Linked DNA regions of Homo sapiens: region 2 is linked to region 1. A link is an interaction called in ENCODE POLR2A ChIA-PET data of the cell type or tissue named here. Cell type or tissue: CD4-positive, alpha-beta T cell. All regions are shown on one strand. Each heading gives the region's core, and the rest is flanking DNA. Links, peaks and the distances in the headings are about the cores only.

Region 1 (2,915 bases), core at 108-2,607:
CAAAAATAAAAATAAAATAAAGAGCACTGTACCATGGAGCCAAGATTGGGGCTCACAGAAGGTGCCCATTTTCGGGTTTCAGTGACCACTCAGTGTGCAGGGAGTCAGTTGTGGGTGGGTCAAGGTAGATTCTTCTCCACGGCTCTTTCATGAACATGTGCCTGGCGTACGCCTCTCTAGGCAGACACCTTGCAGGTGCCCAAGGGTTGTGGTTCCCACCCTGCTTTTAGGGCACAGGGTTGGGGGTTAGAGGCTTCCTTCTCTTCATTTGTTTTTGGTTTTGTTTTTTTGTTGTTGTTTTTTTAAGACAGAGTCTCACTCTGTCGCCCAGGCTGGAGTGCAGTGCTGCAATCTTGGCTCACTGCAACCTCTCACCCCTGGGTTCAAGCGATTCTCGTGCATCATCAACTTCCTAAGCAGCTGGGATTATGATGCCCACCGCCACGGCCAGCTAATTTTTGTATTTTTAGAAGAGACAGGGTTTTGTCATTTTGGACAGGCTGGTCTCAAACTCCTGGGAATGGATCTGACCTCAGATGATCCACCCGCCTCGGCCTCCCAAAGTGCTGGGATTACAGACATGAACCACCGGACCCGGGCCCTCCTCTTCATCTGGGACATGAAACTTTGGGGTGCTCTGAGTTCTGGCAGTTCTGATATGATTTGAGTGTAGTTAGGAGTAGTCGTTTTTAGATTTCTGTGACATTAACTTTTCCTTGTTTGGGGGCTTGTATAGCTGTTGAGAGCTTGAAGGGACTTTGGAAATCAGGCCACGCAGAGTGTCAGAGCTGAAAGGAACTTTCCATCATCGTTTTTCTCACTGCGGACCTTTAGGCTTCCTCACACACCTACGGAATCAGACCTACTTGGGTTGGGCTTAAGAGTCTGCAATGTTTGCATTTCCTGGGTGCTTCGATACCCCAAGTGCTGGAGAACCACTGCTTTCTAGAACATTTTTGGGCCTCCCCTTCATTTTGCAGCTGAGAAAACGAAAGTTCACAGAGGGCATGTGAGCCACTTCCGTAACACATGTATTTAGGGGCAGAGCCAGCGTTAGGACCAAGTGCAGCCTCTTCCGAGCTCTCCTGCTGTTCCCTCAGCGCCCATGTTGCTGCTAAAAACCACTAGTGCAGTTTAGACCTGCTCTTAAGCAAACGAGCCCAACAGCTCACCAAAGCTCAGAACCTGACCTCAGGCTTTCTCTAATCATAATATCTTGTACATAATAGGGCAAATTTTGACTCATCTGGGGTCATTTTTTTCCTGCTTTCTATCTTGGCCATCTCATGGAGTTGTTTGGTGCCCTGAGACATGCCTCAGATTTTTCAGATTTTTAATGCAATGCACAAACAAGGGGGCAGAATTAGCCAATTCATTTTATAAATTAATATAGTGAGATAAGCAGTGAGAGTCAGGACTGAGCCCCTGGGCTCTTCTTTCCTAATTGGATTTTGTATAATATGTGTTCCTGATGTCTTTAGCCGAGATAAGGATAATGAGCTCTGAGCTGCAGGCGGGCCCTGATGAGGTGGCCATGAGGATCAGCAGTCATCTGCTTGGTCACCGTGGTTGCATCCCAGTCCCTGTCCCATGATCACACAGAGCTGTCCCCCCAACTTTGAGGAGGCAGATTCCGAGCTCCCGCTTGAATCAGGAAGGGGCACATAGTAAGCCTTATCTGAGAGATGCTGGTGTAACCAAGAGGCATTATCTGGATGTGCTTGAACTTGAAAACACTTAGTAGACTGAAGAGACATGTTTTAGTCAGATTCTAGAATTATAAATATTACACATTTTTTCTTTTGATTCTTTTATTTACAAAATATCTCTCTTTGCTAGATTGTGTTGAAAACACCATAGAAGAGAGAAAGGGCAATTTAACTCTTCCAGGTGGTGTTTTTTGTGTGTGTGTGAGAGTTTTTTTGGCAGAGTTTCACTCTTGTAGCCCAGGCTAGAGTGCAATGGTGTGATCTTAGCTCACTGCAACCTCCGCCTCCAGCTTCAAGCGATTCTCCTGCCTCAGCCTCCCGAGTAGCTGGGATTACAGGCACCCGCCACCACACACAGCTAATTTTTGTTTGTGTGTGTGTGTGTGTGTGTGTGTGTGTGTGTGTATATATATATATATATATTTTTTTTTTTAGTTGGAGTCTTGCTCTGTCGCCCAGGCTGGAGTGCAGTGGTGCGATCTCGGCTCACTGCAAGCTCCACCTCCCGGGTTCACGCCATTCTCCTGCCTCAGCCTCCCGAGTAGCTGGGACTACAGGTGCCTGCCACCATGCCCAGCTAATTTTTTTTTTGTATTTTTAGTAGAGATGGGGTTTCACCGTGTTAGCCAGGATGGTCTCCATCTCCTGACCTCGTGATCCACCCACCTCAGCCTGCCAAAGTGCTGGGATTACAGGCGTGAGCCACCGCGCCCAGCCTAATTTTTGTATTTTTTTTAGTGAAGATGGGGTTTCATCACGTTGGCCAGGCTGGTCTTGAACTCCTGACCTCAGGTGATCCACCCGCCTCGGCCTCCCAAAGTGCTGAGATGACAGGTGTGAGCCACCACGCCTGGCCCAGGTGGTGTTTTTTACTTAGTAAAAGCGGAAGCATTTGCTGTTGTGACCCTAATGATAGTGGATGGGAACATTAGAATGTGGCATCAGCATTCCTGGCATAGACCTCATTACGGGTGGGAGTTTCATTTTTCATTGGAATTATTCATTCATGTAGAAGTGTTTAATTGCCTATTTTGTGAAATTCATGTTTTTTTTATTTAAAGCAATTTTTTGTTGTTGTTGTTTTTTTTTAAACAAAACCCCACCAGAGTAGAAGGGGAGCCTGGAACGTCTTTTAGATGCAGTGCTCACAAGGAGACACTTGGTTTTTTATTAAATGGCAAAAATGGGTCATTAATTCACCCAAGC
Region 2 (2,915 bases), core at 355-2,854, 91 kb before region 1:
ATAGATACTACCAAAGAGCAACCTAGACAGTAAAATTAGTTCCCGTATCTGAGGACTCCAAATTAATAAATTTTAATATATTAATATTAAACAGAGCATGCATTTTTAGAAGGATGCAAATTTCTACTCCTTCATATCCAGAGATTAAATTCAGCAAAGCTAATGGACTTGTTAACACTTACACAGAACATGGAAATAGGTCCTGACTACATACATACTCCACATAACTACTGAAAACTTAAAACCCAGTTGCTTATTTCATGGCAACCTGGTAGAATAATTATGTAATAAACGACAATAAGAAAAAGCCACTTATCATATAGTCTAGTCTTTATTGAAAGACTTACTTCAACTGTTGTTTACAGCTTTGGCTTAAGTTGGCCATTTTAGCCTCTCACTGCCAGCAGACATAAAAATCAAGTGGGAATGGCACGGGGGTTGGGAGTGAAAATACTAGTAGAGAAATTATGAGAACAAAGAATATGGCAGTCAGTCAGAAACACATCACCAAAATAAATCTCAAAATAATTATGAAATAAAAAACATTTCCTTGCATGCCCAAAAAGTCTCTGCTGATGTTTTTGATGAACGGGGTGGGGAGCAACGATTCTTAGGCTTAAGTTGGATCAAGATAGCATTGGGTCATGTTATAAAATCATCTGTTAGCTCAACAGCCATACTTTTAATTAATTCATTTATTTTTTGAGATGGAGTCTCGCTCTGTCGCCCAGGCTGGAGTGCAGTGGCGCATTTTCAGCTCACTGCAACCTCCACCTCCCAGGTTCAATTCTCCTGCCTCAGCCTCCCAAGTCACTGGGACTACCAGCGCCCACCAGCACGCCCAGCTAATTTTTTTGTTATTTTTAGTAGAGATGGGGTTTCACCATGTTGGCTGGGCTGGTCTCAAACTCCTGACCTTAGGTGATCCACTACCCGCCTCAGCTTCCCAAAGTGCTGGGATTACAGGTGTGAACCACCATGCCCGGCAACAGTTGCACTTTTTTTTTTTTTGAGACGGAGTCTTGCTCTATTTCCCAGGGTGGAGTGCAATAGCACAATCTTGGCTCAGGGCAACCTCCGCCTCCTGGGTTCAAGAGATTCTCCTGCCTCAGCCTCCTGAGTAGTTGAGACTACAGGCACGGGCCACCACGCTTAATTTTGTATTTTTAGTGGAGACAGGGTTTCATCATGTTGGTCAGGCTGAGCCACTGCGCCCGGCCCAGTTGTAGTTTTTAAATGGTACATTTCATTTGGATAAGTAGCTTTGTATTTTAAAAACCACTTAATGGCCAGGTGCAGTGGCTCACGCCTGTAATCCCAGCACCTTGGGAGGCCGAGGTGGGTGGATCACGAGGTCAGGAGATTGAGACCATCCTGGCCAACATGGTGAAACCCTGTCTCTACTAAAAATACAAAAATTTACTAGACATGGTGGCATGCATCTGTAGTCCAGCTACTCGGGAGGCTGAGGCAGGAGAATAGCTTGAACCCAGGAGGCGGAGGTTGCGGTGAGCCGAGATTGCACCACTGCACTCCAGCCTGGCGACAGGGCAAGACTCCGTCTCAAAAAAAAAAAAAAAAAAAAGCCAGACACCGTGGCTCACGCTTGTAGTCCCAGCACTTTGGGAGACTGAGGCGGGCGGATCACGAGGTGAGGAGATCGAGACCATCCTGGCCAACATGGTGAAACCCCCATCTCTACTAAAAACACAAAAAAATTAGCTGGGCATGGTGGCACGTGACTGTAATCCCAGCTACTCAGGAGGCTGAGGCAGGAGAATCGCTTGAATCTGGGAAGCAGAGGTTGCGGTGAGCCAAGTTCTCATCACTACATGTACTCCAGCCTGGCGACAGAGCAAGACTCCATCTAAAAAAAAAAAAAAAAAAAAACCACTTAATATGAAATAACTTCCATTAACTGATCATGAAATTTTGCCCTCTTTCAGATTAAGATGAAGGACACTTCAGTCACATGTTTACTGTGGCAATATAACTAGTCTGGATAATTTTATTAAATCATAGAATATACAGTCAGGAAACACTACAGCTATATTTAGCTGTTAGTTATCTCAATAAGCTACTTAATTTACTGGCAGACCAAAACAGGCATACTAAGCATTTTTATCAATTAAAAAAAGTCTTCAGTTGTTCAAGTTTCACATATACTCATAAAATTTTTAACTCGGGGGCACAGTTAACATAATTTATTGAGTGTTCTCCCTATAAAATATAAATTAACTTTTCCAAAAACATTCCTCAAAGATACTATAAACAAAAGAAATAAGGGTATATTTTATAACAGAAGAGTGTAATAGATGACCATTATGGTAAAACTAAGGTGCCATAAAAAATTTGGCCCAGCTATGAATTTCAGACCCTATGAATTTTTATGTTGAATACATTTGGCTATATTGCTAAGTGGGAAAAGGAGGAAAGTAATACCAAAATTATTGTGACCACCAATTTATAAAATCATTATTTTAAAGCTAATCGTAAAACTTCAAATGTTTAGAAAACAGTAATTTGTGGGTACTAATCGCATCTTACTATGTAACTGTAAAAGGCTATTTTCTCTTTGGTGCCCAGGCCAGCATTTTGAATACATTGCCAAAACATTTGCACTCCCTAGCTCTGACAATTCAAATACATAGGATTTTATCTATTTTACATTCCTGTTTGATAGAAATTTGAGGCAAATTTTACCCACACAGCCTGAAAAATACCTTGAAAGCAAACCTCGGTCTTCTGCATCTTCCAATTGATTCCTTTACAAACTCTGCACACATACAACTTAAGCCTCTGCTCAGGCTTATTATACCATGCACACTGCCCACAAGGAAAAAAATTAATTGAAAATAAAAGCCACAACTCTGTGTACTATTTAAACTGAATATCCAATTATAAATTGGTACATT

What was found. ChIA-PET counts read pairs that join two places held together with the same protein. Peaks named below come from ENCODE experiments on the same cell type or tissue, not always from the same donor. Only the 100,000 strongest peaks of a DNase experiment are listed, where the experiment ranks them.
Region 2: POLR2A ChIA-PET joins it to region 1 with 9 read pairs; 8 of 35 experiments call an interaction of 5 or more read pairs at or near these places.

The regions. Positions count from the first base shown.
Region 1 is chr10:119,663,014-119,665,928 of GRCh38, forward strand. The region is part of intron 1 of BAG3 (BAG cochaperone 3); the gene reads left to right. Among named protein-coding and RNA genes, the nearest start is that of BAG3, 13 kb to the left of the region's middle. RefSeq lists an enhancer at 2,716-2,915. In CD4-positive, alpha-beta T cell, for the core only: no CTCF peak of the experiment used is centred there; a DNase peak (open chromatin) is centred at 1,048; H3K4me3 peaks cover 1,087 bases; H3K27ac peaks cover 1,820 bases.
Region 2 is chr10:119,571,490-119,574,404 of GRCh38, forward strand. TIAL1 (TIA1 cytotoxic granule associated RNA binding protein like 1) reads right to left here. Exons shown (of 12, transcript NM_003252.4): 12 at 1,976-2,915. Among named protein-coding and RNA genes, the nearest start is that of TIAL1, 24 kb to the right of the region's middle. In CD4-positive, alpha-beta T cell, for the core only: no CTCF peak of the experiment used is centred there; no DNase peak of the experiment used is centred there.